Regions from separate parts of the Homo sapiens genome. Here region 2 is linked to region 1. Evidence: chromatin contacts called from ENCODE Hi-C or POLR2A ChIA-PET data. All regions are on one chromosome and are shown on one strand. The core of a region is the stretch at or near the end of the contact, and the rest is flanking DNA. Distances in the headings are between cores, read along the strand shown.

Evidence for each region. A loop is a pair of places that touch in the nucleus more often than their neighbours do. ChIA-PET counts read pairs that join two places held with the same protein, here RNA polymerase II (POLR2A). Pooled maps may share reads with other maps.
Region 2: a loop to region 1 is called in a map of Right ventricle myocardium inferior, with 4 times the contacts of the local background. The contact joins the promoter of ADAMTS3 here to the enhancer-like site in region 1. A Hi-C loop is called at or near these places in 5 of 168 maps with a recorded cell type or tissue (Right ventricle myocardium inferior, ascending aorta, cardiac septum and 2 more), 1 of 37 single-sample maps with no recorded cell type and 12 of 50 pooled maps. POLR2A ChIA-PET finds 5 or more read pairs at or near these places in 2 of 52 experiments (BJ and MCF 10A).

The regions. Positions count from the first base shown.
Region 1 is chr4:72,523,554-72,530,171 of GRCh38, forward strand. All of the region lies in intron 3 of ADAMTS3 (ADAM metallopeptidase with thrombospondin type 1 motif 3), which reads right to left. Among named protein-coding and RNA genes, the nearest start is that of ADAMTS3, 42 kb to the right of the region's middle. Within about 2 kb of position 2,571, at least 4 of the 41 ENCODE cell types and tissues checked have a DNase peak (open chromatin) inside an H3K27ac peak, as active enhancers do; they include heart right ventricle, where a contact is called at or near this core.
Region 2 is chr4:72,565,493-72,572,110 of GRCh38, forward strand. ADAMTS3 (ADAM metallopeptidase with thrombospondin type 1 motif 3) reads right to left here and starts at 3,729. Exons shown (of 22, transcript NM_014243.3): 1 at 3,202-3,729; 2 at 1,882-1,909. The coding sequence starts at 3,270.

The DNA.
Region 1 (6,618 bases), core at 1,321-3,820:
TTACATTACATTTTAATTAAGATTAAAAACAAAGATCTATATTTAAAACTTTTCCATAGTTTTTTAAATAATTGTATGACTCATCTCTATTGCCTCTGTTAATTCAAAAAATTAGTGAACTTACCAATATGCAACCCACTCAAAATGACTCATTTTGACATTTAATTATTTCCATGCATGAGGTGAACAATATCTTTAACATATGACCTGATTATAATTAGATCATACGAAAAGATGAAAATAACATGAAAATGTGACTTATAAATGCAAGATTATATGTCTATTTATCAAATACAATTTATTGGTCAATGTTCAATGTATGTAAATTGATCTACAATTGTTGTAACTTGAATTTGACCCTATTGGGGAAAAAATAACTAATTTGCCTCTAAAGATCTAATTTTTATTCTTTTCTATTGTTAGGAAACTAAAACTATGTAACCTAATGTATTTCCCTTTTAGGTTTTAACTGCCAAAAACTTTAGAGCAATCCTTATTTCCCAAGTGTTTAATTTTGTTTAGCTCATATACTTGAAAAGATTACTTTTAGCTTCCTTTGTTCTGATCCCTCCTTAAATTACTTAGCTGGCATTGTGCTGACATGTGGTCTCCTGAAGTCCTTTCAGGAATAACTAAAAAGGAGAGCCTTCAACAAAAAGACAAAGAGAAGAATTATGGGAAGGGAGGAAGACAGGTAGGAGAAAGGTAGGAAGGTATGCAAGTACCTGTACACACTTGATACTCGGAATTGTCATACATTGCTGTTTCTTTCTGCAAACAACACTAGATATTTTCTAAATACACACATGTTGGGAATGGTCTATAATTTTCAAAGTTGAGGCAATAACAGTGCTATATAAGTATATATAACAAACTGAGTACAGCTAAAAATAATAATAATATCATTGAATCTTTTTAATGTCCTAGGCACTATACTAAGTGTTTAATCACTTATTGCTCACAGTAACCCATGAATCATGCTTTATTATTATTATTAATTATTATTAAGTTACTATTATTATCACCATTTTACTAATGAGGAAACAGAGACTTAGAATGATTTTATAGCCGGTATGTGGTAAAGCTGAGATTCAGACTAACTCCGGAGTCTGTTCCCTTAACCAGTAGCCTCTCTTCACTGATATTAAATAAAATCTTCATTGTTAGTTTAGTATGTATTTTCTAAAGTATATAACTGGCATACGCTTCATGAGGTATATGGCAGCCAGCTCAAATAAAATACTGAAATGGATAATAATTTTATATTGCCAAACCAAATATTTGAGTCAACTGAAGGGAAGAAGAAATAGAACTGGACAGAATAGGAAGCGTCCCTAAGACCTCTTTGAAGTACTCTGGATTCATAATCAGGTGCTACGTAGGAAAAACACTAGAGACAGCAGTTGTGATACCTGGGATCCAGTTCTTTCTCTACTGCTAATTAGAAATGTGTGACACTGATTCCATGATTCAACTTCTCTGGGAACCAGTTTCTTCATCTATAAAGCTATAAGTATGATTCTATAACAGCCAAGGATGCTGTAGTTCTGCAACTGCAACCCAGATCTCTCCATTCACCTGTTAGGTGCACTCACAGCTCCAGAATGGTCCAAGTATCACACTGGGAAGAGAAACTGCTCCAAATTATTAAGGGTCAAAACAGGTAGAGCCTAAAGACCCCACTTCTATTTAGTCAGGACAGAGAAATCCTTCTTCTATGAGAAAGTGCTCCACCACACTGATATAACTTAGAAAAAATCCTTGTCCTCAGACTTTTCCCTGAAACTCCACCAATTATTAGAGGGACATTTGAAGCTAAAAAATAAGATAAAATAAAATCACCACTGACACAATTAGGACAACTCAGAAAACAAGCTAGTATATAGCATTAGACATGTAAGTCATGCTGTAGCATGGAATAGTTTAATCATATTGATAGAACTGACACTTAAAATAAACTTTTAGGAATACATGTGCTCACCTTCTTTTCGCCTCACCCTCCAAAGAAAAAAAATGAGCAAAGGCAAGATGAAACGTAAGTAAAACTGTAAAGAACACAAAATGTATGGTCTTTGTCTTTTGTTTCTCTCCTCCTAATGATCTGTTTTCCTAGGCTTTGCTCAAAGCCTTTCACACCCTTCCTGAGCTATGCTTCTTGTTCACAGTCTCCCTCACCTGTCCTTTCTCCCATCCACTCAGTAGCCCTCAGAAGCAAGTGTATTGAATTACTTAAGTGATTTGATCTAAGCTAGACTCTTATAACTAAAGAGTGTGATATTTGCATTTTCTAGCAGTGGAAATTCCAGGCAAAAATTACTCTGAACTGGCGGGGGAGAGAGGGTTATGATCCTCTTAAATCATCCCCATGTACCTGTGAATAGCACAAATCAAATTCCCCCTTAAGAAAAACAAGGGGGTAGAGAGGGGCCAATGAGGTATCACAAAAGAATTTAAAAGTCTGGGATTAGCCAGCACTAGCCCTTCAAGGGCTTTACCCAAAGCAGGAAATTGCTGTGCTGCTCCATGGCTTCCCTACACCGGTGCCCAGGCAGCTGGCCAATTCACTAACCCCTTCCCTGGCCTCTTCCCTGGCCTTGCACAGACAGCATAGTCAGTACTACCCTGGCCCCACCGTAACCCTGGCTGGCTTGAGAAAAGTTGGCAGAGAGAGTCCAGGGTTGTGCTATTTAAAGCTATAAGCAGCTACTGTGGATGGAGATGAGCTGCTTTAGCAGCAGAGGATAAGGCCAGCTGTGTAAGATTTTCACTAGCCCTAATGAAATTCACTCACCTGCTAAAGTTAGGGTACCCAAATTTGATAGAAAACAGCTCAGTTCCACTTATTAATTACTAATTATCATCTAGCTATCCCATCTGGCAATTTTTTTCATTGTTAAATTGCCTGATTGCAAATCCTTAAATTTTCCTCAAAATATACTAATAAATATATAGAATATAAATATACATATAAAACAGTCTACTAATTAGTAATTAATAAAATATACTAATGAAATTTATGTGTGTGTGTGTGTGTGTGTGTGTGTGTGTGTGTAGAGTCCATGTAGGTTTTTGCTGTGTACACATCAAAATACCCAGAAGGACTTTTATATAACCATATACACATGCATATCTTTGTATACACTACACACATATATAGAGACAGAAAAAATATATACATACATATATATATATATATATATATATATATATATATATATATATATAGACAGAGAGAGAGAGAGAGAGAGAGGAATCCATACATGTATCTATGTTTCAATCCAAGCTGCCCACACTATCTCAAATATTAGGTGAACAAGGATAAAATAATGGTCAAAAGCACAGGTTGTGAATGCAGGTATCTGTGTCTTCAGTGAAACACAGGATAAGATAATTCTCTGGATTTCTAATCTGTAAGTGGCAATTGTTGACAAGGTTAAGATGATTCCTATAAAGGACAGACCTTTGCTTGGAACACAATAGTTAGTATTCATCAATTTTAACTAGTGTTAGCATTATGATAAAACATCCATGGTAACTCAAAACAACAACTGTAGCAGTATGGTTTTCTTCTAAAAATCAAACATTATCTCAGACAGCCCTGACAATCTGACCCTGTCGTCTCCTTGTGCTCTTACTTCTCAAAATGGGCTTGACAGGTACTTTATCAAGGGAACTCCTCTTCATCCTTAAAAGCTCAGCTCAACTAGCATTTCCTTACAGAAACCTTCCTTGACCCTTAGCCTAGGTCAGATAACACTGTTACTTATTTCAAAAAGCAGCATACCTTTTCTTTATAGCATTTATGCCAGCTTATTATTTACTTAGTTCAGTGACTTTTAAAAAAGTAACACCTGTATTTCCCACTCTAACCTCATGGGGCAAATACTATGCCTGCTTTTGCTCATTGTTGCATCCACAGCAATGAAAGTATCAGGTACACAGTAAGTGATCAAAAATACTTATTGAATGAATCAATGACTCAGCCAAGTTCTATCTAGATGTCCATCTATTTATATACTCCCAAGAAGCAGCGAGAGTAAGAATTTGGTCACAGAAAAATAAAAGAATCCTGGAAGTTTCCCAGAGGAATAAAAGTTAGAAAAAACAATACTTGTCGAAAAGAAGTCCAACAATCCAGAAACCAAAGAGACATGGCTTTCTGTACTTGGCTTGAGAACCCTCCTGACATTCCATTACGAAGAAACTTTAAAAGAAGCACAGGGTTACAAGGCCGAGCTCTGGGTACCAAGAGGAAGGAAGGACAGGGATTCTACCCAGAGGAAGAATTCATCCAACTAAGAATCCTGAAACCTAGAGGGGGATAGGGAGCAGAGTGTAGTGTCATCAAATTTATGTTCTGTGTCTTCATTCAGTCAGTAACTCATCAGAGCACCTACCACATGAGATGTAGTGCCTGGACTTGTGGATACAGAAGTAAGCATGACAGACACAGTCACCACTCTCATGGAATTTCCACTTTATTTCAGAGGAGAAACAGGACATTAAACAAGTAATGTACATGTGGCCAGTGCTCACAGAACTACAAGTTGCTGTAGTAATAACACTGACTGAAAAGTCAGTACATACACATATTTTGTATTTGTCCAAGGAAATAATTCCAAGAATATTTTTATGATCTCTCTTTTTTTAATTCTCTCTTTAAAAAAAAAAAGTTTCCATGCTAATTTGTATTGGTTTCTGTTGCTTAGCAGGAGTAAACTAATTTAAGAGACACACTATATATCTACTATTAGGTTGAACTCAAGTGAGGATTTGGTCAAGATGATTTCAAAGTAGTTAAAAGAGAGTATTTTAAATGTTCTGACCACAAAGGAATGATAAATATTGGAAGCAATCAATATGTTGATTACTCTGATTTTATCATTCTATGGTGTATACACATAAGAAAATATCACTTTTACCCCATAAATATATGCAATTGTTGTTTGTCAATTAAAAGTGAAAACTAAAAAAAAAAAAAAAAAACAGATGCTGCTTCTCCTTCACTAGCTTGTACGTGAAAGTAGATGAGATGGAAAATGAGAGGAAAAAAGAACTTATGCAAACAAAAGCATAAAAACACTACTCAGGAGGATGGAATTTATTTATATAAAATCTTAGGTACCTCAAAAACTTTCAAGTTCGTAACACTCTCTTTATTTTATGAAAGTTACACAAAAGGGAAAACTGAAAACATCAAAGAAAAGCCCTCAATTCACCTCTCAAGAGTGGTATTTAATTCTCCATTCCAAAATCCATACCAATCAGTCTGTCAATATTAATTTGTTGAGTACACACTCTACGCCAAGAATTGTTAAAAACCCAAGGAAAGAGTTCTCCTCAGTAGACCCATGCCCTCCCCAACAATAAATGTACATAAAAAATTTAAGATAAACTTGAGATGCCAATAATGGCTAAAGAGAATATCAAAAGCACCAATATACGGTAGAGTAATCAGGGTTTCTGCTTTAGCTAGAATGGTCAGGAAAATCCTTTCTGAGGAAATATAATTTAAATTAACACTCAAATGATGAATATGAACCCCTATTTATTATAAAAGTCCAGAAAAGAATATTCTTACAGAAGAAAAGCTGATCCAAAAGGCCAGAGGCAGGAAAATTTTAAATTGTTTGAAAGACAAAAAGGCCAGAATGGCCGAATACAGTAAACGAAGTAAGGAGTTGAGGGGAAATGACATCAGGGAAGTATACTGAAACCAGTTCTTGTAGGACAGTGGCTCTCAAAATGTAGCATCATATGGGAACTGTTAGAAATGCAAACTTTCAGGCCCCTCTACAGACTTACTGAGTCAGAAAGTCTGTGGTGGTGCCCAGAAATCTGTTTTAGCAAGGCTTCCAGGGGATTCTGATGCCTACTAAGATCAGTGGCCTCTTGAAGAGAACAGTAATTCTCAACCTAGTTATATATTAGAATCATTTGTAGAGGCATTCAATCTACTTATACTGAGCCTTACCCAAGACCAAATGAATCTCTGTATCTGGAGATGGGATCTCGATATATACACATATATCAAGATGCTGTACAGGTTTGCAGCCTGGCAGCAATAATATATATAATATTATATATAATACATTATAATATATATATAAAATATTAAATATTATTTATATATTAAATAATATATATTAATATTAAATATAATATATATTAATTAATATATATTTATTTAATATATTGTATATAATATTAATATATGTTAATTAATATATGATATAATTTAATATAATATATATTATATATAATAATACATAATATATAACATATAATATATTATATTAATATATAATATATAATATAAATTATATATAATATATTATATATTATATATAAATAATATATATTATAAATATTATATAATATATTATATTTATATATAATATATAATATATTATATTTATATATAAATATAATATATTATATTTATATATAATATATAATATATTATATTTATATATAAATATAATATATTATATTTATATATAATATGTTATATATAACATATTATATTTATATATAATATGTTATATATAACATATTATATATTATGTATTATAATATAATATATATTATATATTAAATTATATTATATATTAAACT
Region 2 (6,618 bases), core at 2,479-4,978, 43 kb after region 1:
TGATACATAAACCAAAGTGAAATGATAGTTATACTTTTGCTATCACAAGACCTGTGGGCCAAAATCTATTTTATTCAATCTGTTCTTCTCTTCATTCAACTGGAAAACGATAAATAAGAATGGTAATAATAAAAGAGAGAAATCCCATAAAACAGATGAATATGGGAACAAGTAAATCTTCAGCACTACACCCTAAGAGGGCTCCGCCTCCTCTCTTTCATACTGACTTATCTCTCCTCTGCCAAATTTAAGGACACCTGTACTATTTTCTTCCCTTTAAAAGGGCTACCATAGTAATTTACATTAGCAAAACAACTGAACCAAACTTCGGTTCAATCCAGGGCCTCTTATATGAGAGCATCCTAATTCTATCTTAAAATTCTAATCAAAGCTATATATTTTATGAAATTTTTTGGTGGAATGGGTGATCTTAAGACATCTTTTTAATTTGCATATTGAAAAGTTGGGACGTGTAAGTAATCAAATATTTAAGTAATTAAAAATAAGACAACTTTCTTCTCCCTACTTAAGAGTTGGTTAAAAAAAATTCTTTAAAAAGATAAGGATTGATGGCTGAATGTTATCAACTACGAATGACAAGTATCTGATCATAAACACTGTACTTTTAGGGCAGTTCTCAGTGCCTTTCCTCCCCACTGTTCTCCTCTTGCCGTCGAGGTCTAAGCTTGGGAAATACATCCAACAATGCTAAGCACTGAGTAGGAAGGAGCATTTTGATATATGCTCATATATTACAGGCTACATATACACACCTCTGGGCTTAGCTCTTGGGTTTCTTAGTTAACAAGTGTGAATCTCCACTGTGTACTATAACAGGTAGCTATGCAACCTCTCAAGCTTCATTTTCCTCATCTCTAACATAGGCACAATAGTATCCCCACCTCACAGTGTGGCTGTGGGAATCAGTTGACATAACACATGAAACAATCAACACTGTGCCTGGCATTTAATAAACGGCCAATGACTTGTAACTATGTTTGCAGCAGCAGTTATAAAAACTTTTCTTCTAAAAGACAGCTTTACAATATCACCTGACAAATACAGAATTGACAGAGACTAATACTCTGCCAAAAAGAAAAATTATCTTTTAAAGTAATCCAAGTAAAATGTGTATGAAAAGACTTTGAATGTAGCCTGGCTTCTTGCCAGATGACTTTCAGCCTCCGCATTCACAACAAATACATTATTCTAAACAGCTTCAAGAAAGACCATGGACTTCTGAGTGACCTGTTGCAAGTCACTTACACTCTCTGAATCTCAGTCTCCTCACCCATAAAATGGGAGTAAGAATCTCCACACCATCAGAAGAGTACTGGGATTTTAGATATTAGCAAAAGGCCTAACAGTATCTTTCACATTAGGAGATAATTATTTTAAAGCAGATTGAATAACAGAAGTCATCAGAGGATTTACCCAAAGCAGGAAAGATTGTAAGAGAAAAATTTCCATGCTCTGTACTTCATTGTTCTCTTCTATGTAGCATTCTTGCCTTCTGTTGTACTCAAATGTGCTCCTCCTAAATGCTACAGAAGTTGATGATTTTATTTCATTCATCTCCATATCATCTTACAGCCCCTCCATCATCTTCCAAGTACATATCAGTGGCTTGTACAAAGACAGTAATAAACTGATGCTTGAAATGTCCAACTGCAGGAGAATTTTTACCTCACTATAATTTAGCCCCAGGAAAGTGGGACCTTCCTCCAGAAAGAGGAAGAGAAGAACAGAAATGTTTCCGGACTACAGATTATTTTTTTTAACCACCAGTGGGAAACATTTCAGAAACAATATTTTGCTTAGCTCACTTCATTCCCTTACTTTCAACTTAAGATAAGAGTGACATCTGAGAACAAAGCTTACCTATTTGCACCATTTCTTCATTACCAGCCTGGAAAGGAGGGGGAAAGCAAGAAAAAGAAAGTTACTGGGTTTCATCTTATCACCTTGTGAGTTTTATTTCTACCATTAATGGTTTCCAAGAGCTAACTAATCAGGAGATGCTAGAGACTGGGATTGGTGCCTAAAGCCTGCACCTTGGTTTGTAGAAGGTTCCATGAGCCAATTCCATAACAATTTGGGGAAGGGAGTTGTTTGCCCCTTTTCATTTTAATTTAACACTTATGAAGCCAGCAAAAATACATACAGACTCTCAATGCTCTCTTCTGAAATGTCGTACTGGGTCTGGATTAGAAAAGAAAGTATGAATTTAACAGGCCAAAATACACCTAACAGGGGGCCTGATTAATCAGATTTAAGGTCAGGAATCAACTAGACAATTCTCTACTTTTTACCCTATGGTCGTTCAGACCAGGCCGACCGGAGAAGCTACAAAAACTAACAGAGAAATTCTGTACCCAAAGTCCCATCGGCCCAGTGCTGATATGATTTACTACAAACAGCTCCCCTGGCGGAGCCTTCTCAAGGACTCTTCTGAGAGCATCGGGCTTCACCTTGAGCCTCCAAAGGGTTGGGGGCAGGGCCGAAAAGAAACAGAGCTGCACTCAACTTAGCTTTAAAAAGAGGAGGAGTTGTGCAGAGGGGGAGGGGAGAAGGCGGCCGGCGCCTGCAGCCTCTGCCCAGGAAAACGGAGGGCAGGAAACGTCTCCAGCCCCCCTCCCCAACTGTCAAATCCTAGCCCGGCCGTGGTACTCCCAGGACACGTGTCTACTGGATCTCTCCCTGTCCGGCCCAAGGACTTCCTGAAACCCCCGCCTCCGGCTGCCCGAAAAAACCGTGAGTCAGTTCGGAGGAGAGAAAGCTCCAGGAACCCGACTCTGGCGGCAGCAGCCAGAGCGCTGGGATCCCGGACCCAGCGTCCAGAACTTCATTCAAGCGCCCAGACCGCCCTCCAGAAAGGGGAAGCCCAGATGGCCCGGCGAGGATGGGAACTGGCTGCGGTTTGTCACTAGGAATTGTTACGAATGTCGCAGACTGGTGAAGCCCTAGGTGTGACAAGACTGGGCTCCCGGAGTGGGAGTCGTAACCTCCCGTGCAACTCAACCCTCTACCCCCAAAAGCCCGCACGCTGCGCCCAGCCCTCAAAACACCGTTTCTGAACGCAAAAGATAACAGGGAAGGGTGGGAGGAGAAGGAGGAAAGAGAGGAGGGTAGAGAGGGGAGGAACTTTTCGGGAAAAGGTTGGGTTTGAGTTTTTTTTTATTGTTATTATTTTCCACTTACTTGTCCATCAGCTGAAGTCCTAACCTCTACCAGAGCGGCTGCTATCAACCAAAGTGACAGGAGAACCATCACGAGTCGAGTTCACTTTCCAACTACTGGGCAAAGCAAATGCCCAGAGCAAACCCACCCCCCCCGCCCAAAATAAGTTTCTTTAAGAAAAAAAGGAAAAGGGAAAAAATGCGAAATAGAAAAAAATGATCTTCTGTGCTTTGCTTCAATGAAAATGAAATTTGAGCTCTGAGACTGGCCCCCTCTGCTCTGCAGTTTTTTCCACTTCACCTTCTCACCCCGTCCTCCCAACACAGAGTGTGCAGGAGCGAGAAGGTGCTGTAAGCGGGCACAGGCTAAGCCTGGGAGAGGGGGAAGGGACGAGGGGCTTTCCAACTATCTCTGCCCAAAGCAGCTTTTTCGAGGCTTTTCGAGCACCATTGGTCCCTAAGGTTAGCGCGGAGAATGCTTGGGTTCCCCGGAGCACAGCAGGGGGAAGTATTAGCGAGAGAGACGAGCGAGCGGGAGCGGGAGAAAGAGGCAGGGAGAGGGCGACTCCGCCGCACACGCAGAGGTGGGGGCGGGAGGAGCGAAGGGGAGGAGGAGAAGGCAGGCGGAGGAGGTGGGAGGAGTGGGCCGCTCGCCGGCTCCTGTTGCTCGCAGCGCGGCAGTCTGCTGGCTGCTGGCGACCCGCGGGGCGCTAATAAGGCGTCCGGAGCTCCCCGGACTGCCCCTCCCGCCGTGGCGCCCACGTCATGCGGGGCCCGAACCCGCGCCCCCCGCACCGTGTCAGGATTGGAGACCGCTCGGGGGCTGGTGTGGCCCGGGCTCGACCTCCCACCCTGGAGCCTCTCCTTCTCCGCCTAGGGCGAGAGGAGGGGAGGGTCCAGGGGCGCCACCGGTCCCGACTGGCGGGACGCGCGTTGAGTTAATTATAGGAAGGGGGAGGGTCCGAGGGCTGGTCCTGGGCTGTAGGAAATTCACCTCCTCCAACCTCCACTGTTCTCCCAGCCAGAGAATTCTCCCCGAAGAGAAGCCCTGGAACCTCCAGATCTTAACCACGCGGTGATCTCCCTTCCAGGCACCAGTCACCTCCCACGTTTTGGCAGGGGGTGTCCTTCTTTGTAAGCTCTTGTTTAGGCTTTATTCGTTTATATTAGTTTTAAAAGATACCACGTCCTTTCCTTGACTCACCCGGATGCTTCCGTTTATCACTAGAGTACACAGGCCTCAGCGACTCTTCCTCACACCCAGATTAAGTTATCAAATGATTTCTGCCCGCTGTGGCCTGGCGCTTCCTGAGGGGAAATGACACCAACCTGAGAGTTTGCTGGAATCCTAGCCCAGGCCCACCTCCCAGGCGTAGACACCTGTGGGTGCTTTCCAGAAAGCAGACAGGAGGAAAAGGAAATAGCTCCAACCTCCACTGACCGGTCCACGAGCCAGGAGTGAGTAGACACAAATTTAGATACGAACTTCAAGACTTCAACTGGACAGTCTTGAAGAGGCCTGCCCACAATAAAACGAGCTAGTGTTTATCTTGTTATGAGATGCAAGATAAGTCATAGTTCTTGTTCTTTTTTAAAAGCAATGTGAGTTTGGAGGGTTTCCTATAACTTCGATTCATTGTTTATTCCTGGAGAGGTAACGTGATGGTTGTGCCTTTAACTTAAGCATGGAAAGATTTGGTGTTCACTGATGTTTTATCTGCTAAGTCTTCTCAAAATCATATATCGAGGACATTTACATATACAAATGAGAAACTAGGTAACTAAATGGCCCCACCTAGTAAAACAGGATATTAGGTCAATTAGTTATTAATTGGAATTAGAATTAGACCCCAGCACTGAAGTATCTCTAAATTACTTTTTTCCTTCAATTAAAGCCTGTAGCATTTTTGTAACTTGTCATTAACTAGCTATCCAGGAGTGATTTGCTACATTTTACACCGAGTTTGTCTATTCATTAAAAAGAAGTAACCCTAAGCATTCCATAAATGAAAAATCTGTCAATTTACACTGACAAGTAAAAGAACACTAGAGATACACATTAGGAGATCTAGGTTCTAGACCCAGCTAACAGCTGTCTTACCTTGACAAGTCAGAATAAACCTCTATTTTGGTTTCTCCTCTATGAGATATTTGAGATCTAAAATCATCTGATTTTAGGTAATAACAAATAATGTATTTAACCATGTTATTACAGTAGGCCCTTTTGTGTTAATTTTACAACATTCAGACATTAGTTATCACCTAACTCCCGGCATAGCAAGCAATTCATGTGACTTTCAGGAAAGCAGCGGCTTCAGACATTTTTGGCCATCACCACAGAGAGAAATGCATATTGCATAGCGACCCAGTAAAAATTTCATGATTCAGTACTTACCTGTACTGCATGCAACAACCCTGATATTTTTCTTGCCATTCTTTCCCTGCAACCCCAATTGCAGATGAGCACTCAATTGATTTCACAACCCAGCAAGTCATGACTCTCACTTTGACAAAGATCAGTTTAAGAGCATGCAATAGGGTTTTTTTTTAATTCTAAATGAGTTCTAATTAATAGGGTTCTCCTAATATATTCTAAGGCAGAGTTTCCCAAAGTATTCCCTGGAATATTAAATGTTTTACCAGGAAAAGGAAAATTCTCAGACAGCCAACTGAGCTCATGAAATACTTAGATAAATGAAACAAAATGGCTCTCCTTATTTCAGACTTCAGGGTACCTATTTAAACAAACACATTTGTAGTCCCAGCTACTCCAGAGGCTGAGGCAGAAGAATCGCTTGACCCCAGGAGGCGGAGGTTGCAGTGAGACGAGATTGTGTCACTGTACTCCAGCCTGGGCGATAAAGCGAGACTCCGTCTGAAAAAAAAAAAAAAAAAAAAATTGTGAGTCTTCAAGGGGGAGATGTAGTGCAATTTGGTCTCCTTACTTACATGACCATAGAATCCTTTTTTCTCATGCTTTATCCTCTGTGGAACACACATGGGTAAATGACATTACAAAGCCCAACTATTAAAGCAAAATGAACTTCAAGTTAGATAGGTTGGATTCTCATGAGGATTCAGCTTCAGTTTTCTCAACTCTAATATCGGTTTCATAGTACTACTTTTGCAAACTCTTCATGAAAATTAACATGATCTTACATGTAAACTCTAGCACATTGTCTAGAATATGTAAAGGCTTCAGTGTAATTTTTTGAATAAAACTGATGGCATATGTACAGATGGCTCATTGGTAATAAAATATGGCAAGGTCTAAAGAAAATAGGAAAATGTAAATAGCTAAAACGTGATTGACTTTTAATTTTGCCAGAGAGGATGTTAGGAGTCAGAGACAGAGTCATTTGAGTTCCTTTCAAAAACTGACCCCTACCAGCCTGCCTTATGTCAAATCCCTTCCCTTACTCCATGTTTCTTTGGCTCA